Linked DNA regions of Mus musculus: regions 2, 3, 4, 5 and 6 are each linked to region 1. The links are chromatin loops, found by intact Hi-C in ENCODE. Cell type or tissue: heart. All regions are shown on one strand.

Region 1 (4,000 bases):
CAGTCTTTAAATGATTAGGAACAAGTAAACACAATTTTGTACTATAAAATTTAGAAAATAATGAGTACATAATTACTTTGTTACTAAAATCCTAGCATCTGGGACTAGCTATAACTGACTCAAGAGAACAAATGAATCTCAGACTTTGGCTTCTACCGCAGCAGACCTGGGATCTTGGTCCATTGTAGATGTGACCCATTGTAAATCAGAGAACTGAGAGAGGGTGTTTTTAAAAGAATCAAACAAATAAACAAAATGAGAAGAGGTTAAAAAAATAAACCTGGGCTGGTGAGATGGCTCAGTGGGTAAGAGCACCTGACTGCTCTTCCGAAGGTCAGGAGTTCAAATCCCAGCAACCACATGGTGGCTCACAACCATCCGTAACAAGATCTGACTCCCTCTTCTGGAGTGTCTGAGGACAGCTACAGTGTACTTACATGTAATAAATAAATAAATAAATAAATAAATAAATAAATAAATAAATAAAATCTTTAAAAAAACTCAAAAAAAAATAAACCTGCTGAAAAAGGAGGAGGAGGAGGAAGAAGAGAAAGAAGGAGAGGAAGGAGAAGGAGAGAGGCAGATAGAACCATGAACCGAATGGGCAAGAACCCAAAAAAGTACAGCATCCAAGTTTTAGGATAAAAATTGCCATCAAATCATACAAAAAAAGAGTCAAGAGCGGGGTGGGGGTGGGGGCAGGTGTGTGGCACAGGCCTTTAATTTCAGCACTTGAGAGGTGGATCTCTTTGAGTTGAAGCCAGCCTGGTCTACAGAGTGAGTTCCAGGACAGCCAGGGCTGCACAGAGAAACCCTGTCTCAAATCTCCGCCCCCCCCAAAAGGTCATGAGAAACTTTGTTCGAGCAACAAAGTCTCCACAGCTCCCCCCCCCCAAGTCCTGGTGCTGCCCCCAGCTTGATTCCCACTCTGGAGGGAGTTGGGCCAATTCTGTCAATACTGTTTTTGTGACTCTGCTAGTCAGGCAGCCAGGTCCATCCTGAATGGGAAGAAGAGTCCTTCCGATGGGAACTTTCCACATTTGTTTACAGTCATTAGTCATTCCTTTTACAACCACATCCCAGTGCTTTATCAAAACAAAGTCAAAAAGTAGATCAATAGGAGGTAGACGGGAAGACAGACAGACGGGTACACACACAAGAAAAGAAGTAGACCACTTTGAGTCCTCCTGTTACCTAAGAAGGCAACAAAAACTATCCGACAAGTGGGTTGCTCATTCTTAACTCTTCAAACTCCAATTCCACTGCACTATACAACAAACTAGCGATCCAGGCTCCAATCTCTAGCTGACAAGGACCGGGAATCTTGGGGCAGTGAGGACAGGTTTGGAACCAGCTCCTCACACCAGGATGTGTCCTCGGGCTACCAGCCATAGCTAGTTGACTCCCTAGGGACAGTTTTCACGGGCCTCGCTACCCACCTCGGGAGAGCATCGCCTGAGAGGAGGAGATGGGGAAGAGGTCACTGAGGTGGGGTCTGCGGAAAATTAAAGCCCTCCAAAAATAAGCGATCTACCCCTTTGAAAAAAGAAAGTTTTCCAAGTGATTCTGAGGTTCTCGCCAGCCTGGTCTTGCGTTCTGCCCTCCCCGCCCTTCACTCTTAGCATCTCCTGGAAAGCAAAACTTGAGAAAGTCTCTACAGAACTGCAGGAACGCCTATGCTGTCCTGCGCCTGCGCGGAGAGTCATCTGCGTGACTTAGGCCGGTGGCCGCCAGAGGGCGCTGCCAGGCGACAGGAGGGTACCAGTTAAAGTAGCTATAAAATACTAGACCGTTTCAGAGCTTGATGAGGCTCTGAGACAAGATGTCCTGGCAAGATGTCTGCGAACTACAACAAAATAAAGCACAGTCCTGCTTTTGTGAAGCGTCTATTCAACTTCAGGGGAGGCAGAAATAAACAGATGTTGTAAAAAGGTGTCAAAAGTGCTCCGATGCCACGGATAACACCGGGGAGGAGGGGCGGGGCCGGGAGCAAGGGGAGGGCTCTGGGTCAGACTTGCTGAAGAGAGAGGTCAACCAAGCAACTGTTGAAGGTAAGAGTATGGGCAGGGGGTAAAACTGTATATATGTTAAATTTAGTAAGTTTTTAAAAAACTGCTACATTCTGTTTATTTGTGGGAGTGGGTGGAAGGCACATGTCTGCCACAGTGAGGGTGTGGATGTGGGGGGGGGGGGCACCTGGTGGAGTTTCATCTGATGGGTCCCAGGGATCAAACTCGGCCTCAGGCTTGGCAGCAAAAAAACCTTACCTACTGAGTTAGTAGATGCTGAGCTATCTCATCAGTCCTTAAATGAGTGAACGTTTGTTTCTCTTAGGATATACTAATATACATAATGGGTTTCATACATATTTATACGTGACATTCCCAGAAGAGAGTATCAGAACTCATTATAGATGGCTGTGAGCCATTATGAAGTTGCTGGAAATTGAACTCAGGACCTCTGGAAGAGCAGCCAGCCAGTGCTCTTAACCGCTGAGCCATCTCTCCAGCTCCCTCCTACTTAGCTCTTATTACTTCTTCTTGTCCCCTTGCCATTTCCACACATCCCCTTCCTTTTGTTAGTTTAGTCACCTTCTACTTTGGGTAACTTCTGCTCCTATGAGGGATCCCTTACAGGACCCATACTTAGTCCCAATTAAACCCGTTGGTCCACCAAGTAGGATGCTGGTGGTACCCTTCCTTGGTCTGTTGTTGGTTCCTTATCTAGGATGAGTAGGGTAGATGTTTGCTCATGCCTATCTTCATGACACAATTGTACTAGTGGATACATCTTACCTGGCAGGTCACTATTCAGCTTTAAATTTACAGATGAGATGGGGCTGAACAACCCAGTCAACTTGATTCAGATGGCAGCCCCAGACACAGTATGAAATGCTCAGCCCGAGTGGGCCTTCTGCAAATGGTGGCCTCATCTATCAGTCTCTGAAATGTCTGTGTTATCCTCTAGCTCCACCATAGTTGGAATGAAGCTATTTTTCTTTTACTTTTTTTTTTAAAAAAATTGTTTGAAACATAATTTTACTAGGTAGCCCAGTCTAGTCTGGAACTTCCAAACCTCCGGCTCATTCTTCCCAGAGCTAGGGTTACTGCATGCACACCACACTCTGAGGGCCCCGCCCCCTTAAATACACATACAACCTTTCCATTTCTGTGTCTGCGTAAGGGACATAGAGCTGACATACACCTACTATAAAGACCTGTCTGCATGGGATCTTGTCCTTGGCCTTTATATTCTTTCTGCCACCTCGTCTGTGACGTTCCTGTACCTTGGAGGGAGTTCTATAGATGCCCCACTTATGTCATTTATTCTTGGCATTTTAAAAAAGATTTATTTATTTAATGTATATGAATACTGCTACTGTCTTCAGACACACCAGAAGAGGGTATCAGATCCCATTACAGATGGTTGGGAGCCACCATGTGGTTGCTGGGAATTGAACTCAGGACCTCTGGAAGAACAGTCAGTAGTGCTCTTAACCTCTGAGCCACCTCTCTAGCCCCTATTCTTAGCATTTTGACTAGTTCTTAATCAACAAGTGGGCTTCAAAGGCCAGGTAACAAACCTTAGATGCCTCTCTATCTGGTCTATACTTAACTCCACAGCTGTCATCAGAGGGCATCTAAGGCTTATGCTGGACATTTCCAGCTTTGCTATATGTAACCTACTTTCCTGATGTTGCCACCAATGTAACTGAAAAAAATGTGTGAATTTATGATTTTCTTTGTAATCCTACTATAAATATTCCATGAAACTAGTACCACATTTGAACATAAGAATTTGGGCCAGAGTCACTCTGGTTTACTGAGGTGATGTGTTCTTGTATAACACATTTTAAAATTAAGGAGTCCACATAATTTGTTCTTTTTCATGCCAAACAATATACCAATAGTAACCTTCCCTCTTTCTCTTATAAAATCGAGTATAGTCACGCAGTACAGGTTAGCTGACCTAGCTTCCATCTTGAGATCTTTCTGCCTCT
Region 2 (4,000 bases), 600 kb after region 1:
TTTTTTGCTTAAACCGTTTTACTAAAATGCATAATTTTTCAGGCTTGGCTGGTGTTGTCAAATACCGAGGAGTAAGGATTGGTGGCATCTCTGGCATATTTAAATCTCATGATTATAGAAAAGGTATTGTTCTGACGGGATTACTTTTATAGTTTAGAGCTTGCATGCCCTCTAGTAAAATAACCAAAATTTATAGTTTGACTTATTCATCAGATTCCTTCTGTAAATGATATTATTCTTAATTTTTTATTATAAGTATTTTATGGACAGGAAAATGTAGATGCTATATAGTATATCTATGTGTCCATGATCTAGTTTTATTAGAATTTTTTCAGGGTTTGCCATTTTAATTTTGACTTTTAAGAAATACAACAGTATAGGTATAGTAGAAGTTCACTGACTTGACTGTCGGATTCCTCTTCTTCCCCCTCTGGTAGCCAGGGAATCGCAGTTTCCAGCTTGGTGTTTATCATTCACTTGGTTATTTCATGTCACTGCCGAGTACACAGGGTTCAGTGTGTTTCCACCTTGTGTAAATGTGTTGCGTTGCTTGCATCTTTTTGCAGCTTACTTGCTGCTTTAACGAGTTTCTGAAGTCCAGGTCATTACTTACCTGTAATCTGCTCATTTGTCTGTAGATAGTAGTTCATTGTTTAGACACACCGCAGTTACCTTTCATTTCACAGTATCTAAGTGGTTTTTGGTTAGAGCAGTGGCTTACATTCATATAGATTTCACAAATTTCCTGAGTTAAATTGACAACTAAAGTGTACATATTTAATGTAACTGTTAATTGAAAGTCTACTTCCTCATCCTTGCCCCTCTGCTCTCCATGCTAATCTGTTGGCATGGACTCCACACATGGGCGGGCTCTGTGTTCCATGGGCTGTGTGAATGCGAATTGGGAATCTCTTTTGGAAAGACAATGGTCATATGGTTTATTTCTCTTCAATTTAAGGTCATTTTGAGTGCCCCCCTTATAATTCATCTACCATAAGGAGTATATATCATGTGAGAAATATAGAGGTCTACAAATTAAAACAGGTATGTGAAAAGTATATAACAGTGATTTGAAGTAAATTTAAATTTGTAGAATGTTTGATTATATTGACTTGCAATATTTGACTACTACCACTTTAGTGTTTCTAAAATACAGTTTGGATAGGTTTTTGGAGGTTCACAGTTGAACAAATTTTAATTTTTTTTTTTTTTGGTTTTTTGAGACAGGGTTTCTCTGTATAGCCCTGGCTGTCCTGGAACTCACTCTGTAGACCAGGCTGGCCTCAAACTCATAGATTTTAATTTTTAATGGTTAAAACTTTATTGTAACAAACAGTTGTAATTTAATTTGTGATTGCACAAATTATACTTAGGTTAAGGATAAAAAGTATATGCTGAAATAAAATGATATATTTTTTTAAAGATTTATTTACTTTATGTATGTGAGTATACTGTTGCTCTCCTCAGACATACTAGAAAAAGTCATCAGATCCCATTACAGATGGCAGTGAGCCACCATGTGGTTGCTGGGAATTGAACTCAGGACCTCTGGAAGGGCAGTCAGTGCTCTTAACCGCTGAGCCAGCTCTCCAGCCCAAGCTTAGTATTTTTATCAATTTTCTTAAAGTATCCCTAGGATGAATTAGCACAGAAAGCAAGAGGGGGTGCATGGTTGGGGAGGGAGTTGTTTTGGGTTGCTCTCTTTCTAAGGATTTTCTTTCTGTTTTTCTGTCCTTAAAGTTAAAGCAGCCTGTACATATATTCTTGTCTCATGATTGGCCAAGAAATATATATCATTATGGCAATAAGAAGCAGCTTCTTAAGACCAAATCTTTTTTCCGCCAAGAAGTGGAAAACAGCACCCTGGGGAGCCCCGCTGCCTCGGAGCTGCTGGAGCACCTACAGCCTGCGTACTGGTTCTCCGCGCACCTGCATGTCAAGTTCGCAGCCCTGATGCAGCATCAGGTAGGACAGAAAACCAGAGAACCCAGTTTACGTCTTAGGAGTTGCTCCCTCAGTACTCAGTGTGGGGAGAAATGAGCAAGCGATGACAAGCAGGGTGGGTGTGGGGGCAGGGCTGAGGTGCTTGAGGGTAGCTGCTTCAGACTGGTACACTGGGGTTGGTCTAGTTTTCGAGAGGGAAAATTTCCAGTGAAGTGCATGGTTGAGCTGAATCTAAAGTGCCAGGAGGAAATAGAGTCTATGAGTGTTTTAATAGAGGGACCAACGTGTTTGAAGACTGAAAGGTCCCAGAGCCCAGCTCCTGTCCCTGAGGTGTAGAGACAGAGACAGCTGGAGCAGAACCAGAACTGCTTCTGGACAGAGCCTGGGCACCTGTTCCTTCTAGAGTAGGTCCACGTTAGAAAGGGCCTTGGAGGGATGGCTCAGCAGTTAACACTGGCTGCTCTTCCAGAGGTCCTCAATTCAATCACAGCAACCACATGGTGGCTTACCACCATCTCTAAAGGGTTTGGTGCCCTCCTCTGGCATGTAGGTGTATATGCAGACAGAGTATTCCTACATTTTAAAAAAATACATAAACTTAAAAGGGGGAAGGCTTTGGGATATTTCCAAATAAAACTGTTTCCGGAGCATTGTACCTCCAGTGCAGAGAAGGTTTGCTCCAGTAGCTTTGGAAAGCATTGTGTGTCACCTCCACAAAGACAGTGCCCTTTGGGCCATTAGACCTCTGAGAAGGTCTCTAGAAGCAGAAAGAAACCTCCAGCTGCTGACCCACAGTTCAATTTTGTTGTTAGCTTTTTTTTTCTTATTTTTTTTATTTTAACAATTTATTTATTTTATAAATGTGAGTACACTGTCAATTTCCTCAGACACACCAGAAGAGGGCATCAGATCCCGTTACAGAGAGCTGTGAGCCATCATTGTGTTTACTGGGAATTGAACTCAGGACCTTCAGAAGAGCAGCCAGTGCTATTAACCGCTGAGCCATCTCTTCAGCCTCTTGTTGTTGTTGGGGTTTTGTTTGTTTGTTTGTTTGTTTGTTTTGAGACAAGGTTTCTCTCTATAGCCCTGGCTGTCCTAGAACTCACTCTGTAGACCAGGCTGGCCTCTAACTCACAGAGATCCACCTGCCTCTCCCTCTGGAGTGTTGGAATTAAGGGCATACGAGACCATCTAGCTGACAGACACTGTGTCCATCACATCCCAGACTCTATTGTGCCTGTTTGTAATCACCTTTGCATCCTTAGCTGTAGACACGCACGGTTTGAGCTGTGCTTCTTCTGATTAATTCCTGTAAAAGAATCATAAAGTACAGGTGTTTAGCAGCGGGTTTCTGTCATTTGTTTGTGTGAGTCACTTGTGTCACGCGTGTCAGTGTTTAACGACATGGTGATCATCATCGTCATCTCAGTGTTTGTTCTGAATTATGGAAGAAACGGCAGCCAGCAGTAGTTAATGCTTTCCACATCATTGCCCATGTGTGTGCAGACTGCCTTCCCCTCTTCTCTTCTCTTCTTTCTTATTTATTTCCTCACTTGGTAGTCATTCTTTCAACATAGAATTGGGAGCATGTGTAAGAAGTATTATTTCTCCTCGATTCAATGTATGAATTCCTTGTTGTGATGTTTTAAAATTCTTACATCGTGGTTTGTATCATCTAGGCCACAGATAAAGACCAAGCAGGCAAAGAAACCAAGTTTTTAGCCTTGGACAAGTGCTTGCCACACAGAGACTTCCTTCAGGTAAGAACAAAAGGAGTCATTTTACAAAAGTCCTACTCTTCCAGTGATTTTTAAAGAACTAGCTACTTCCAAATTTATTTGTGCTATTTATAATTTACGTTTTTGGGAATTCTTTGATGTTGCTTATGTTAACATTTTAAAATTTAATTAATTTAAAATGATTAGACTGTTAAATATAAATGAATTACCTAAAATTTCCGATTTTGTCCTCTAGGTGTTAGAGATAGAACATGACCCCAGTGCTCCTGAGTACTTAGAGTATGACGTTGAATGGCTTACTGTTCTCAGGGCCACTG
Region 3 (4,000 bases), 260 kb after region 1:
AAAAGAATTGCATTTAATATTTGGGCCTCACGCTCCAAGCTACAGTGAAATCTACACTGGAATTGGACAAGGTGACCTATGATTCTTCAGCCAGCTAGTTCCTCTCTCTAGTCTCTGGTATGCTGGACTTGAGAGACAGTTTGGGCTTGGTTTTGTAACTATTTCACAGAGGCAGGACACCCGTGGGAAGAAGAGTCATTTATTATCTACCTACCAGGACTACATGGCAGGAAATCATGTCTGAACAAGGCACCACAAAAGGTCTTGAACTTAAACACGAAACGTCCTTGTTCTGGCTGACTGAGCTTGCGGCTTTGTTCTAAGTCTCAGATTGCTTTCCTGGTTTTTCAGGAAGTATCTGAATGATGGTTAGCTTCATAAGCTGCTTCTCACCAATTTGACCACAGACACTATCGCTTTAAGAGAGCAGCTGGAGATGCATTCACCACAAAACAAAACATGAGATAGGTCATATGTTTATGCTTTGTTTTGGGTCTCTTCTTTAAATGGGTTGGCTGATTTTCCAAATTTGGTATTGTCTGTCTATCTATCTATCTATCTATCTATCTATCTATCTATCTATCTAAATATCTATTTTTTCAAGGCAGTGTTTCTTTGTATACCCCTGGCTGTCTTGGAATGTACTCTATAGACCAGACTGGCCAGAACTCAGAGATCCACTATTTCTGTTTCCCTAGTGCTGGGATTAAAGGTGTGTGCCACCACTGCTCAGCTAAATTTAGTTTTTAAACAACAATGAAGACTGAAACAAAATAATGGAAGAAGCACTAGCACTTTGGAAACCATTTAAAAATGTGGCGCCTCCTTTTTACTTTCTGGGATTTAGGCTTGAGCCACCTCTTCATCTCCCTGGCAATTACTGATCAGGAGGTAGGGTATATCTGGCAGGTCCAACTGGCTCAATAAAACAAACAAAAACAAAACACAAAACTGGAGAAGTTTCTATAGGAAAAGAAAGTATGTGGTCTTGGTTGCTCCAAGTAGGCAGCTGGAAAATAAGTATGAATTTATCATGTTTTCAACAGCACAGACTAATAGCAGCTGGACCCACTTAACCATTGAAATTGGTTTGAAGCCGGGCATGGTGGCGCACGCCTTTAATCCCAGCACTTGGGAGGCAGAGGCAGGCAGATTTCTGAGTTTGAGGCCAGCCTGGTCTACAAAGTAAGTTCCAGGACAGCTAGGGCTACACAGAGAAACCCTGTCTCAAAAAACCAAAAACCAAAAAAAAAAAAAAAAAAAGAGATTGGTTTGAATTAATCAATGTCAACGTCTCCGTCTCCCTCCTCTAGGGTTTGTGTTGTGTGACCTAATCAATTGCTTTATTGTTTAAGGCAGTTTGAATTAGTTGAGTTTTTTGTTTGTTTGTTTGATTTTTATTACTCACATCAAAAGTAATTCTAACCCACGGATGTTTGGCCTATGGGTTGGCTCAGAAGATTGGGAAAGTCACCCTATTGTTCTGGAAAAGGTAAGCAGTTAGATTGTCTTAGGAAGCTGAAAATGAAAATCTGTCAGCTCCGTAGTGTGAATATCCAGATATAGAAAGGGAAGGAAGGGGCCATGAGGGGGAATAGAGGGATTGGGATGTGTTTGCAGAGAACACACACAGTTTAGACTCACTGTGTGCCTAAACGTGGGCTTGAGAGCAGTACTCTCTTAAGAGATGTGCCCTTGGACCACCCAGAGAGAGTCACTTTAGTTGATGTATTAGGGTCACTAAGACCCTGATGGGACTTGCATTTCCCAAGTCCTTCTGGAAATGCCTGTTGTCAATACCGCCACCGTGTGGCTGTAAGTTGCAAGGACAACGATGGTAGATTCCTGAAAACTCGAGGTCATCCTTTAGACTGCGAACATGATTTTTTTTCCCTTACATATTTTGGATTTCTTAACCCACTTTTGGTTTTTGAAAAGAGTGGAGAAGGACCTTCGTTTTATTTTTTTCCTTGAGCCAAGGCCTCCTGTAGCTTCCGGTGGTCTTGACTTTTGCTATAAAGCCAGGGATGACCTTGAACTCCTGATCTGCCTGTACCTCCTAAATTCTGGAATTACAGGCACGTGTCAGCTCGCCTGTCTTAGGCCGTGTTGAAGAATCAAACCCAAGGGCTTCCCGGACGCTGAATTCTACCAACTGATCTACATCTCCAGTCCCTCTTCCCCACCAGGTTTAGAATCAGTCTTAATTATTTCTCAGCGGACAGTTGGTTCTCCCTCCTGGCTATACATTAGAATCACTTCGGGGAACCATATAAACTCTGGACGTGTGGGCCCCACTTTAGAGATCTTGACTTAATTAACCTGGAGGCCCATAGATCGTTTTCAAGGCTTTTCAGCTTATCTAAAGTTGAAGCAAGAGTTGTGCCTCATGTCCTTATGTAATCTTTTATCTCTGTAGCCACAAACCCTTTATTAACCAGTCTTATCAGTGTCTAACAGGAGCCCAAACTGCCTATCTAGACTGAGCTTCGTCAGGCAGGCATCTCAGTTCTTCGTAGACCTTTGAAAATATTCAAGGAGAAGGTGAAATGTTATCAAGAAATGCTTATTGGGGTTGCCCCGTGCAGACAGTTCCTGAAAAAGGCTCGCAGTCAGGGCGTGAGGGGGAGCTGTAGGGAGCGCAGGCATCCAGTGATAATAAGGCAGCCCCGGCCTCACTTTCACTTGCAACCGCAAATGTGTGTATTTCTAGCTTCTCGGGGATCAAAGAAACACCATGGTGACTGAGCGACTATCAGGCGGAGCGTCCAGGAAGTGTCAAAGCGCCTGCTACAAAGTAGCCGCAGCAAGTCCGGGTCCGGTGGGAGTGGAGGCGGGAAGAAGCCCCGCCCCGTGGGCGGAGCTAACGATAGAGCGCGGCGTGGACCCGCCTTCCCGGCGCGCCAGGTGGTGTTGTCCCGCCCCGCTGGGAGGCCATCGACTGCGTCAGTTCGATTGGTCAGCCTGGCTGCGCTAACGGTCGCGTAGGCGGGGCTTAGGCCGCGGGGGCGAGCGCGGTGGAAGCCACGGGCTGTGACCGAGGTGAGTGGCGCTTGGGGTCGCCGAGGACTTTACGTGGGCCCCCTTCAGGTGCACGCCCAAAGGTGGCTTCTCCGGAATCCGGAGCGTCCCACTCACCAGCCAGGGCCCTCAGAATGGAGTCGCCCCGGCTCCTACGCGCTAGCTAGGAAATGCGCGTGCAGGTGTGGGCGTGGACCTCCCTGCGGGGAGCCCGCCCGTCGCTTTGTGTCCCTCGCTCCTCACTCAACCTCTTCTCCCAGCCGAGTGTTGAAGGTGTGCGACCTGGTAGAGGAAGCAGGAACTGAGCTTAGACTCCTACATGGAATCGGCTGGGTTCCGGGCTAGCTCCAGTTCTCTTTGCGGCGCTGTCAGGTGATAGCGATTTGGAGCCAAGTGGGAGATCGCGGAGTAAAGGGTAGGCGAGTACCCCTCCTGTCAGACTCATTACAAATTTAAGGACTCCGCCTTTATGTGGGTCCACGTTGATTAATGTGAAAAACACAGCAAAGCCTAATCAAGGTTCCCACTATTATCAACTAATCAATAATTGTTCACGCCACGGTGCAGACGTAGAGAAAGAGGACAACCTTGGGCGTCGGTCATTGCCTCTACCTTGTTTGAGACAAGGTCTTTTGTTTTTCTGCATACTGTAGGGGATGGAGGGGAGAGCTGCAGAGTCCGATCTCCCTACAGGAGGCCCGGGGTTACAGAATTCTCGCCTCCTGTGGATTCTGAGGATTGCTTCTCAAGCTTTCTTGGGACAAGTGCCTTTACCCACTGAGCTGTCTCTCTAGCCTGCCACTTTATTTTGTAATCATATCAGCGCTGCAGGCATTGGTTTCAATCTTGTGCATTGCATGGATTTTTGTAAATAGTAAATAGCTAGTAAATGGTAAACCGTGAAGAGCAAGTTGCAATGTTGTTGGAATTGAATTGTTGATTCACGTTAAGGCAAGGTTTCATGCAGGCCGTCTGAGGA
Region 4 (4,000 bases), 68 kb after region 1:
AATGCAGAGGGTGCACTCACCCAGAGTTGTACTCCTTGAGCCAGTTCAGGAGTGCGTCTTTGTTGAAGGCTGCCGTGGCAGCCACGTTACTACTGTTCAGCTGAATGTCAGCGATTGTCTCAGAGGTGCTCACAACCTCAATGAGGCCAGAGCGATCTCCTGTTGCTAAGCAGCCATAGGGGAGCATCCTGGAAAGGAACACAGACATAAGGGGCCATGTTCTCCATGACAGGAAACATCCATTTTCTAAGTTTTATCCTTTGATTTAAAAGAGAAGAATTTTATTATTAACAGCTTGTCAGTCAGTAATACCATACGGAAAATGGAACTTGGACCAACAGATAGAATGGTTTACCAGAATGCTGCAGCTAAATGCATCATTTTGTGTATAATTGTGCTTATGGAATATTCAATTTGCCTGAACTGATAAAGAGGAGCATAGCCTACAAGCAAGAACTCATCCCCTTTTTACTCTAAAGCTCCAGAACCAGAATCATTCTTTTCCGAGACAGGGTGTCTCTGTGTAGCCCTGGCTGTGCTGGAGCTCACTCTGTAGACCAGGCCGGCCTCAGTTTCTCTGTGCAGCCCTGGCTGTGCTGGAGCTCACTCTGTAGACCAGGCCGGCCTCGAACTCAAGAGATTCTCCTGAGTGCTGAACTTAAGACATTTGGCACCAACACTCAACTTTCTCCAATTTTCTAGAAACTATATTATAAAAAGAGTGACTTGTGGAAAGGCAAGATGCTTCAGTGAGAAAGTGTTTGATGCCAAACCTAATAATGACTGGAATTCAATCCTTTGGACCAGCATGCTGGAAGGAAGAACAGATTCCTGCGAGCTGACCTCAGATCCATGCGTAAGCCTCAGGACAGGCACATGCACAAATCATTGTTTTAAGAATTACTTGGGCTGGTCACGGTGGCACATGCTTGAGCTGCCAGTGCTTGGGGGTGGGGATTTAAGGCCAGCCTGGGTTCCATGAAACATTTGCTTAAAACACAAAGAGAGGAAAAAGAATACGCTGGTAATGGAGTGTACTATCTTGGGAGATTCAAAGAGACATTAAATTAACTACAGAAAATAGGAACAAAGCAGGGCATGGTGGGGCCTGGCTGTAAGATTCATCCCTTGTTACATAGCAGTCTGAGGCCAGCCTGGGCTACATGAGACTGTAGCCCAAACAAACAACCAACAGACATAACGCATGGGTTCAGGAAACGGTTGGGTGCAGCTATGTGGCACACTTTCTATCTGATATCAGTTATGATTCAGAAATAAGCAGTCTTGCTCTCACTAAGCTTATGAAGCACGAGGCACAATGTGAGTGCGGTCACTGAGGAAAGCCCTGGCAGGGGGAGGGCTCAGGACTGTTGCTCTTACAGAGGATGGAAGAAGTTCAGTTCCTAGCACGCACATCAGACAGCGTACAACCTCTAACTCCAGCTCCAGGGGGGATCTGATGCCCTCTTTTTGTCTCTTGAGGGCAGTGCACTCACATGCACAAACTACACAAATAGTCATGATTCAAAATTTAAAAGTCTTTTAAAAATTTAAAAAGATCTCTAAGATAAAGAGATGGCTCAGTGGGTAAAAATGTTTGCTGTGTAAGTGTAAGGACCTCAGTTCAAATCTCCCAAAATCTACATAAAAAGCCAGCTGTGCTGAGGAGACAAGGAAGGGGGAATTGATGGGGATTGCTGGCCAACAACCAAACTCCAGGTTCACTAAGATACTCTCTTTTAAAGGAATAAGGTAGAGAGAGAAGGGTAGATACCTGGCTTCTTCCTCTGGCCTCTTGTGTGTGCCCCGTCTGTACCCCTCTTCCCAGAGAGCTGAAGGCTTGTCTGGTCTACACAGTAAGATCAAGGCCAACCTGAGCAACTTAGAAAAGGCCTACAATTCACTAAAGACCTTTTGAGGGGGGAGGACAGGAGGGCTCTGGGATAGGGCCAGAAAGAACACATGAGCAAGGTTAGAAAAAGATGTGACATACTGGAAAGCTGGTGTGGGGTCCTGCAGTTCATGTGAGGGTCAGAGAGAGAGAGAAATTGGGGTGTGTGGGGGTGGGGTGGGGGAAGATGAGTCCATTAGTGTGTATCACAATCCAATAAAAGAGCTGGATTAGCTTCTAAAATTACTTCTAAAAAAGAATTCAATTATTATATACTCTTTTACATGCAAAAACCACCGTCAGATGACATTCTGGCAGACCAAAAATACTAATCAATTATTTTAGACCCATATTACTTTCTTTTCTTCTTTTAAGAAGAAACTAAGGAATAGTAAGTTTTTTGCTAGTGCCTTTCAGCCTATTGTGACACAAGCCATGCAAAGCAAACAGGGCTGCTGGGTTACAGTGAGCTTTCTTGCATCCTGCATCCCCTTGGAGCCCAGTCAGAGCCCAAACTGGGCAAAACTCCAACAACTTCCTCTTCAAAAGCAAGCAATGATGAAAGCAATCAGTGACTTAAAGATGGGCTTGCACAATGGGAAGGAAAAAACATCCTCATCTGAAAGATGGTTTGACAGAAGTCATGCTGGGGACAAGCTTAGACCCACCCCACCCCACCCCACCCCACCCCCCACCCCCACCATCACCTCAGGGCCTATATCCAGTCTTTATAAAGGACAAGCCAGCACTTTCAACATTACCCTCACACTCTCTGACCTAAGACAATCTCTAACCTTCATGGGAGATTCTAGAACGAGACACACCATGCTAGAGGGATGGAGGAAGGTACCACACAGATCCAAGTCTGCGGAGCACCTCTACCCACTGTGAGGGGTCACACTGCAAACCCTCCTTTACCTGGCGTTTGAATTACTCTCACATGCTTCCCTGCCAGTACCAATATCATTAACATCTTACATTAAACCTTTGCATGGTCTCCGAGAAGTGAAAAAATCCCATCAGTAGAGCCAGGACTACTTGGGGTGGGGGCGGGCGGGGGAGGCAAGTGGGTCTCGGTGAGCTTGAGACCAGTCTGGTCTCCAGGACAGCCAGGACTGCATAGTAGAGAGTTCCTGCTCCCTCTTGCCTGCCTAAAAAAACCTTCCATCAAAAAAACTCAGATATACATGTGAATGAAGACAACTACACCCCCTGCCCCCTTTTTGGCATGTAGCTCTGGGACAAGGGGCACAGGTGACTGTCAAGTCTACCAAATGTCAGACAGATTTGAGGCTAACAACTTTTCAGTTGGCAGGAAAAACTGAGTGCTAACTGTGACGCAAAAACAAGGCATCTCAACATATTTATGCCTTATAAATGTTCTACTCCTGACAGGAGAGACACAAGAGTAACACGACACGGAGAGAATTTAGATGAGCATACACAGGTCTGTTACTAGGAGCAGGGCACTGTTACAGTACTAAAATAGTAACATATAGGAGGTACCAAGTACTTGACACAGAAGAGTGCATGCTGCCCACAAGAAAAACAAACACAGCGGGCATGGTGGAGTAGGTATTTATAGAGACAGTCACGGAGGGTGGTGAGGAGAGAGGAGGTCAGAGTTCAAAGTGCCAGCAACATCCCACTGGACACTCGGGTGTTTCCTATTGCACAGGAACCGAGCACACACCCAGCACTCCCACACATGGCTGCCTCTGTTTTTCTGAGGTTACAATGAAGTTCATGGTGCTAAATGCAAGCCAACTTTGGGTAGAATGAACAGAACCAGAATGGAGAGAAAATCTGGGTTGGAGTTTTCAGTTAGGCTGATGAGACTAAGAAGCCAGTCTGCAGCTCAGGCTCTGTAACCCAGGAAGGCCCATGGTCTGGACAAACCTGCAGTTGCCAGTCAAGCACTGCACCCTGTGTCTGTCGTACAGTGGCTCTCCTTCCGTCAGGACAACTGGGGACTGAATTCAGACACTGGGCTTGTGCTGCAAGCAGGTTTACCCACTGAGAGATCTCACTGGCCCCTGAGTTGCTTCTTGGTAGGAATTTGGTCACAACAACAACAACAAAAGATTGGTGTATTCCTTATGAGTAATT
Region 5 (4,000 bases), 400 kb after region 1:
CCGCAGGAGCCTACCTGGAGATTTGATGGTGAGCTTCCTAGGAAGTAGGTCTGCGCCTCTCCTTCCCAGAGCATCACCTTCTCCTTTCGCTTGCTGTTATACAGGGCTGGCTTCACAGGGCAAAGAAAATACTGCCTGCCTTCTCTCCCCTCCCTTCTGGGTCCCAGGGCAACATCTACCAGCCTTGAAGGAGACAGTATCACAGCAGAATCACATTATCTGATAGTGGGCTGTCATAAGTCAGGGCTCTTCGCTAAGCAACGATAACAAAACATGACATCTTTTCATCAAGGATGAAGGCTAAAGCCACAACAGTGTTCCATACCAACATGGGAGGGGGGGTTGGAATATAAGTTGGACGGTTGAAGCAATACAAGAGCAGCTTCACCTGTCTGTGGGAGGGATCCTGCCGCTCCCAAAGTGGGGAGGTATGCAAGCCAGGACATCCTCAACGACCCCATGCTACCCCACGAGTTCTCCCCACCTAGCCTTCCAGCCTCGCCCCAGAGACTGAGACGCAGTGGGCCTGGAGAATGTCCATGTTTTACAAGTCCCCAAGAATGTGCCCTTTGTACCAGGACTACACTTCGAAGGCTACTGACCCAGACATGGACTTAGGAAGCTGTCTCTGAAGCTCCATCCACAGAAGTGGCCCTCACCAAACACTCTTGGATAGTGGATTTAGAGTGTGCAGGAAAGCGGGAGGTCAGGGGAAATTGGAGCTGTGGATGATTTTCTTTCTTCCTTCCTTCCTTTCTTTCTTTCTTTCTTTTATACACACACACACACACACACACACACACATATATATATATATTGGGTTTTTCACACACACACACACACACACACACACACACACACATATATATATATATATATATATTTTGGTTTTTCGAGACAGGGTTTCTCTGTGTACTCTTGGCTGTCCTGGAACTCACTCTGTAGACCAGGCTGGCCTCGAACTGAGAAATCCGCCTGCCTCTGCCTCTCAAGTGCTAGGTGTGCGCCACCACTACCGGGCCGTGGATGATTTTCTAACTGAAGAAGCTGGCTGGATTCAAGGAAGACGCTCTCTCCATATGTAGAATGTAGAACTGTATGAAAAGTCTCCAGAAGGCACATGAAGTCAACTGTGAGGGACTGAAGCTGATTAGGCACAAAGTGTCCAGAAGTGCCAGGCTACCCTGGGGTGGCTAAGTTTAGCTCCAGAAGGCTGATCGAGCAGTTGTCTAGATGAGAATTTGGTCTGGAGTTTTGACAAACATTTGACACATGAAAACGGTGGACTTGAACTCAAAATGTATATTTCTCTGGTACCTGAAGTTTAGAAGGTTAGGAAATCCCACAGAAAGGAGAAAGGGCATGGTTTGTTTGTTTGTTTTTTGGATTTTGGGTTTTTTTTTCGCTCTACAATGGCGCCCTCTGGTGGTCAGTACAGGCACTGTCCCAGCTTGCCAGGCTTCCTTAAGCGGCCAGAAAGACTGTCAAGTAGAGATACTAATAATGATCGTGATCGTAGAAATAACAAATACTGCATGCGGAGAAGCTTCGTCGGCACGTGGTCAGGATACTTTGCTAGGGTCTTAGAACGCATTAGGCCGTTTGATCCCCACATTAGCCCTAGCGGTGAGTAGTCATATGATTCCAGCATCAGAGGAAAAGACCCCTGGCCCATAAAGTCATCAGTACAGAGAGATAGTAGTGAGCATATACTACCTAGGGGGTTAGCAAGTGATGGAGTCAGAGTCCCCAGTCTATCTTCGCCAACAGGCCTGTGACATCTAGGGGTGCCCAGGTCTTTCAAAAGAGGTTGTAACCTCCAGAGCTGGGAGGTTTCAGGAAATGAAGATTTTTTTAAGGCTATAGGCACACTGGCAGCACCAGCCTTTGTTATGCTGATGTAGTATTTTGTTATTTAACCATACCCTAACTGTGATTCACCTAGGACCTTGACACACTTTGGCTTACAGATGCAAAGATCATCTTTACCAACCTCTCATTTCTATTTCCTAGGAGAGAATAGAATTTTGGGGGTAGAAGATTTTAGGCTGAAACCTAGATTTTACTGGGCTTATTTTATTTTGTTTATTTTACTTTTTGAGACAGGATCTTATGTATAGCCCCGGCTTGCCTGGAACTTACTGCAAAGACCAGCCTGGTCTAGTACTCACAGAGATCCACCTACCTCTGCTTCCCCAGTACTAGGATTAAAAGTGTGCACCACCCCCAGGCAATGGTGGAGCGTGCCTTTAATCCCAGCACTCAGGAGGCAGAGGCAGGTGGATCGCTGTGAATTTGAGGCTAGCCTGGTCTGTAGACCTAGTTCTAGGATAGCCAGGGCTACACAGAGAAACCCTGCCTCGAAAAAGTGTGTACCACCACTGTTAGCATTTTGTCTAAGCTCTGCCCCACAGTTACCTGGCAACCTCCAGGTATGCCTGACCCTCTATGAAAAGGGGCTGTTTGCCCCCTCCTCTCTCTCACTCTTGTCTTCTTCCTGCCTCCGCTGTCCTCTTGCCCCTTCCCCCATCTCTCCCCATTCCCTTCCCCCCTCTCTCTCCATGTGTTCATGGTTGGTCTCTATTCTCTCTCTCTCTCTCTCTCTCTCTCTCTCTCTCTCTCTCTCTCTCTGCCTCTATCTAAGTAAGTACTTCCTCCTAAAGTCCCAAAGACAAACCAAGGTACTGTTCTATTAGAGTTCACTCTGGGAAACCAGTACATCTGGTGGTCTTCCTTACAGAGCACAAGTGAGCACTTACTTACCAAGGCGTCGGGGTTTTCCTTCAATAGGCCACACTTGGAAAGTCTTTACTTGGCAGGAGTCTGACATTGGCCATGACAAGGAAGTAAGCTCAGGCAGGAATCTGACATTGCCAAGGACAGGGAAGTAAGAATCTGGTTTTAGGGTAGAACAGAGAAGTAGGCTCTGCTATCTTGATCATCCTTAGAAACAGCCTCACTGGAGCGATCATGGCTTTGTGTTTATTGTCTTGCTTGTTCCTTGACTATGGTCTCTTTGGTTCCCTATTGTACTGTTCACCCTTCATACTTGCATGTAATTAAAATGGTATAAAAAGCGGATTGGGAAAATGAAATTTGCCTTCAGTCTTAGGATTGACTGGGGTCATGCTACAATGCTGTCTAACTGTCTTTTTTTCTTTTTAATCCTCACTACTGTGCTGGAGAACTTGTTGATTGAGCGGGCTTGGTCACTTTACCAGCAGAGAAGAGAGGCTCCTGGAGCCAGTTAGAGCCCCTTTCCCCTTGGTCTTCCTGTGCCTATATATCCCAAATGCTTCTCTGAGGTCACCAGCAACTAAGGCAGAGTTGCATACAATAGGTAGTAGATCGCTCAGGTGAGATAACCCTTTTGAAGGAGCTTGCAGCTGAACTTCCCGAGATGACGAGATGACGGTAAATTGGCTCAGAAGGTAGTAAGTTCCACTCCCCACTTCTTACATCGATCCAGCTTTACATCTTCATACCTGTGAAGTGCGAACCTTCCACCAGTGAGACATCTCTCTGGCCTGGACTGTTTTGTAAAAAGATAGAAGAAGAGAGGAATATGTTTGGTAAGGAGGTGCAGTATGGTGTGGGGGAAGGGGGTTCCTCTTTGGGCCCATGCTGAGGCATCCGTTCCCCCTGAAGGACCAGCCATACAGTATAGAATAGGGTTTATTCAGGGCATGAGGAGGGGAGTTGAGAGAGAGAGAGAGAGAGAGAGAGAGAGAGAGAGAGAGGAGGCCAGCTATGAGCATGTGGAGAGGAGGGGAGGTGAATGTGGAGAGAGGGGGAAGAGGTTAAGGAAACAAGGGCAGGAGAGCAAGAGAGTGAGGAGGAGGCAAGCAGCCCCCTTTATAGTGAGTCCAGGTAACTGTGGGGCAGAGCTTAGACTAAATGCCAACCCAACGTGTTATATAGCAGGCTGCTCTCAGACACATGACCCTCCCGCCTGAGGTTGTAGGCGGGCATATATGGTTCTGATATACTTTGATTGACA
Region 6 (4,000 bases), 82 kb after region 1:
CTAATATTCCCACATTTTAAACTGCCTTTTGAAAGGGAAAGGAAATGTAACTTAGGAATTTGGAGAGACTCAGGTGGAAAAAAAAAATCTCTCTGACTGCCGCCAATGAGCCAGTCAGCCTAACCACATTTCTGTCCCCCTTTCCCACTGTCATTGAGTGTATAATGGGCGTGGGGCACTAGCCATGGGGGCACATGGAGGTCAGAGGACAAGAGAGGAGAGCTGGGTCTCCTCTTCCACTTCATGTGGACTCAGCTTGGCAGGTTTGCACAGCCAGACCCACTGCTCACTGAAGCATCTTGCCAGCCCCAGTTTTCTTTTCTTTCTCAAACAATGGCATGTATGTATTAAAAAAAAAAACAACAAAAATATTTACTTTGTCATTCTCTGGAGGGTTTAAAATAGTACTGAATTGGACGAGGAGACAAAGTATAAAAAATATGCATCAACAAGAAAACCACTTTAGTAAGGGAAAATCTGCTAAAATTAATACCACAGACCATGAGTTCTTTAAAAGCTTAGTTAAAAAGGAAAGTTTTTTTTCCTGACAAGCAGTTTGAACAGAAGTGTGAGAGGAAAGGTTAAGAAGGCTGAAATGACCACACACGTGCCGGCTCTGTGGTCTAGCCCAGCCACTACAAAGCAAACACACACATAAACACGGGCAGGAGAGGTGGCTGGGAGGCTAAGCGCTGGCACTGCTCTTCCAGAGGACCTGGGTTCAATTCCCAGCACCCACACGGCAGCTCACAACTGTCTGTAACTCCTGTCCCAGGGGATCTGACATTCTCAAGCAGACATACACACAGTCAAATCACCAATGTACATAAAATAAAAACATTTCTTAAGAAAGAGCGCATGAAGCTGGGAGGGAAAAATGACAGTAGGAGCTGGAGAGGAGTGGCTGGGGTAGATTTGATCAGAGCACACACACAGTATAAATATTTAATCAATATTTTTAAACAAAAATTAGTTGTTAGAAAATATTACAATATAACAGTTACTAGTTTTAGTTCAAAATCTAGAAAGTATCATAGAATACTTACCTGAAATACTTTGCCAAATGATGAAAACAGAATTTAGGTATCAAAAGATAAGAGAAGGCACCAAACAGTGTAAATGTCACGGATGGATCAGAAAGCACCTGGAGAAGCTGCTGCTAGTCCACTGGCTGTCTGACATCACACCGGGTTAGTTATTAGAGAACATCATGGTATCAAATCGCAATAGCAAAGACTTACCTAAGATGCCAAAACAGAAACTGCCCAATCCTCCGATTATCAAGTGCTCTTTCTAATAGGAATCTGGAGAGGGCACAATCGAGAAAAGGCTCATATTTCAAAACTTGCACCAATTGTAAAAGATACTGAGAGAGTTCTTCATCACTGAAAGAAACAAAAGGGAGAGAAACTCAGCCACCTGTAACATGAAAGGACCCTTCCCTACCAACTGTCACATGCCCTGGCTCATGTGCGTGGGTCTCCTGGACCAGGCCTGTCATGTGCTTACATTCGCTGTACCACGTGATTATACATAAAAACTGCCAGGAGTCGTGCCCACTGCCCCCAAATAACATAATTATTTTGTGTGTGTGTGTGTGTGTGTGTGTGTGTGTGTGTGTGTGATGTATGTGGTATGTGTACCAGTGTTCAGAGGACAATGTGGTGGAGTGAATCTGTCTAGATAGGTTCCAGGGGTCAATAAGGACATCAGGGTTCTGAGACAAAGTTTCTCCATGTCCACTTATAAAAACCTATAGCTACTAGAAACAACAAATATAAAGTGGGAGGCTGCTTCTCCTAGTCATAGGATTCTACATCTCAGACTAATACAGAGGTTACATAGTTCCTTCTGCCTATCAAACTATTCAAAATAGATCTGATTTTAAAAGCAAGGAAAGACCATAGCCAGGATGGGGACAGGAAGATCAGTCTGAGCTTGACAACTAGCTAGCCTGGGCTACACGGTGAGTTCAAGGGCAGATCCCATGTGAAAATAAATAAACTTGCCTCCATCCTAAAATACCAACCCTTCTTATTTGGGGCAATTAATAGACTATGGGGAAGGAAAGAGGGGACAGAGGCATGGCTGCTCAGTTTAGAAGTGCTGGCCTCCAGGGTTGGCCAAGGGCAGGCGCTTGGAAACCAAGGTTTCAGAACTCGGTCCTGTAGTGAAAGGGGAAAGTGGCCTTCCCACACCTAAAGTGTTCATGCAGCAGTAAGGGCTGCACCGCAGAGCCAGCAGAGGGCGCTAAGATCCCACACAAGACCTGGCCACCAGTGCTCACACACATTCCTTGCCCACTCTGGTAACTCCTTGCCCCATGATGGTGCCAGAAAAGAGATACCTCATCTGTCGAAGGCAGCCTACAGCGTATTCCCGGACATACTGGTCTGGATAGTTGAAATCCAGGAGTTCCAGGGCTTCCCTGGGGGGCAGTTTGGGCCATATCTGCAGGAGCGCCTGAAGCTGTTTAAAATGAAAACTGGGTCAGAAGTTTGGTGGACAAAAGTAACTTACCTTTCCCGGCACATGGGAGCACAGATGAGTCAAAACAAGGAAAAAATTTAACTACTGATGCCTCAAACATCCTGGCAGATGCAGACTAACAAAGGTTGCCTTTGTTTCTGAAACATTCTGTGTACGTTTAAAAGGTTATTCTGTGCCTACCAAAAACAAAGTAAGACACTGCAGGTATCTACAGTGATTAACCACCGCATAATTTAAGAACAAAACAACTATAAATAAGCCAAGTCTCAAGCTAAGTAAAGACATATATACTAAGAAAGTCAATAACTCATTTTAAAACTACAAAGTATGTATGTATGTATGTATGTATGTATGTACGTATGTATAGTATGTATGTATGTGTTTGTCTGAGGCAGAGTTTCTCTGTGTAGCTGTGGCTGTCCTGGAACTCTGTCTGTACACTAGGTTAGTCTAGAACTCAGAGATCAGCCTGTCTCTGCCTCTGAGTGCTGAGATTTAAGGTACACACACCACCAAGCCCATCTGCCTTTAGATGAATGTTTAAAGAAATCTATTACTTTACAGACTTTTTATTAGCCAGAACAGCTCGAGCTCCTCAGATCAGAAATAAAAGTGAGTGGTCCACGAGAACTGAACAGTGCCTACATTCTGTTTATGGCTAATAAATCCTGTTATAAATGCTACAGGACATTAGACGACAAGACTCCCTGGGCAAGAGCTGGAGCTGCATGTGAAGACATAGCTGTGGCCACACCCAGGTCTTCAGAAGAGGAACTCTGCCATGGCTCTGTGAGATGTGGAGCCCTTAAAGGCTGAGACAGGAGGACTGGACATTTGAGAGAGGCTAAGGTTACATAGTAACAAAACAAAACATCCAACAAATGGAAATACTTCTGCGGAAAGACATTTTACACAAAATCAGAGTCACACACACACACACACACACACACACACACACACACACTTGTTATTTGGGGGAAAGAAAGTGGAGGGAGAGAAGGAAGAGATGGGAGAGGGAGGGACAAGGAATTTTCTGTCACCTGAGCAACATCTTCAAGTTTATTCCACTTGATTGACAAGAGTAGTTTTGGCAGTGACTGAGGGAAATTTTCTCGGCAGTCTTGCCGTAGAGTCCAAATAAGGTCCATTTCGTTCTCACACAGCTGAGACAGGGGGTCCCTGTCCAAGATTTCTTTCAGCACAGCAAGAAATTTTTTTCCACCACGACTCTTTAAGAAAGTAAAATGGCCATTATGGAATTTAACTGTGCAACCGTTCAGCAAATTTATATACAATGACTTTATAATTGTGAGCTTTACCAACTGAAATTCTGTACTAGGTTCACTAACGTGGCTCCTTTTAAGAAGTCTGCATTGTTCTGTGTTAATAGGTTATGAGTTATGTATAAAATCCAAGTGCAAACACTAGATGGCACTATTGCTTTTAGGTTAAATATATTGTACCATTTAAATAGCTTATAAAGTTATTGTTTGAGTTAAATTTTTTCTTT

What was found. Peaks named below come from ENCODE experiments on the same cell type or tissue, not always from the same donor. Only the 100,000 strongest peaks of a DNase experiment are listed, where the experiment ranks them.
Region 2: a loop joins it to region 1, with 2.5 times the contacts of the local background. A loop is called at or near these places in 5 of 42 quality-filtered maps.
Region 3: it touches region 1 in a loop (6-fold over the local background); 17 of 42 quality-filtered maps call a loop at or near these places.
Region 4: a loop joins it to region 1, with 2.5 times the contacts of the local background. A loop is called at or near these places in 4 of 42 quality-filtered maps.
Region 5: it touches region 1 in a loop (7-fold over the local background); 16 of 42 quality-filtered maps call a loop at or near these places.
Region 6: it touches region 1 in a loop (2.5-fold over the local background); 2 of 42 quality-filtered maps call a loop at or near these places.

What each region holds. Positions count from the first base shown.
Region 1 is chr9:98,978,203-98,982,202 of GRCm38, forward strand. No RefSeq gene overlaps it. Among named protein-coding and RNA genes, the nearest start is that of Faim, 6.2 kb to the right of the region's middle. In heart, a CTCF peak has its summit at 1,728 (motif pointing right); a DNase peak (open chromatin) is centred at 1,739; H3K4me3 peaks cover 899 bases; H3K27ac peaks cover 296 bases.
Region 2 is chr9:99,578,399-99,582,398 of GRCm38, forward strand. It overlaps Dbr1 (debranching RNA lariats 1), which reads left to right. Exons shown (of 8, transcript NM_031403.3): 3 at 43-123; 4 at 959-1,044; 5 at 1,741-1,965; 6 at 3,624-3,704; 7 at 3,919-4,000. Among named protein-coding and RNA genes, the nearest start is that of Dbr1, 4.6 kb to the left of the region's middle. In heart, a CTCF peak has its summit at 2,492 (motif pointing left); no DNase peak of the experiment used is centred here.
Region 3 is chr9:99,240,449-99,244,448 of GRCm38, forward strand. It overlaps Cep70 (centrosomal protein 70), which reads left to right and starts at 2,893. Exons shown (of 18, transcript NM_023873.4): 1 at 2,893-3,042. In heart, a CTCF peak has its summit at 1,806 (motif pointing left); DNase peaks (open chromatin) are centred at 1,783 and 2,973; H3K4me3 peaks cover 2,154 bases; H3K27ac peaks cover 2,083 bases.
Region 4 is chr9:99,046,527-99,050,526 of GRCm38, forward strand. Pik3cb (phosphatidylinositol-4,5-bisphosphate 3-kinase catalytic subunit beta) reads right to left here. Exons shown (of 24, transcript NM_029094.3): 20 at 21-188. Among named protein-coding and RNA genes, the nearest start is that of Gm1123, 13 kb to the left of the region's middle. In heart, no CTCF peak of the experiment used is centred here; a DNase peak (open chromatin) is centred at 2,415.
Region 5 is chr9:99,375,340-99,379,339 of GRCm38, forward strand. No RefSeq gene overlaps it. Among named protein-coding and RNA genes, the nearest start is that of Esyt3, 19 kb to the left of the region's middle. In heart, no CTCF peak of the experiment used is centred here; no DNase peak of the experiment used is centred here; H3K27me3 peaks cover 320 bases.
Region 6 is chr9:99,060,490-99,064,489 of GRCm38, forward strand. Pik3cb (phosphatidylinositol-4,5-bisphosphate 3-kinase catalytic subunit beta) reads right to left here. Exons shown (of 24, transcript NM_029094.3): 13 at 3,531-3,719; 14 at 2,348-2,469; 15 at 1,242-1,385. Among named protein-coding and RNA genes, the nearest start is that of Gm1123, 27 kb to the left of the region's middle. In heart, CTCF peaks have their summits at 2,241 (motif pointing right) and 3,907 (motif pointing right); a DNase peak (open chromatin) is centred at 2,312.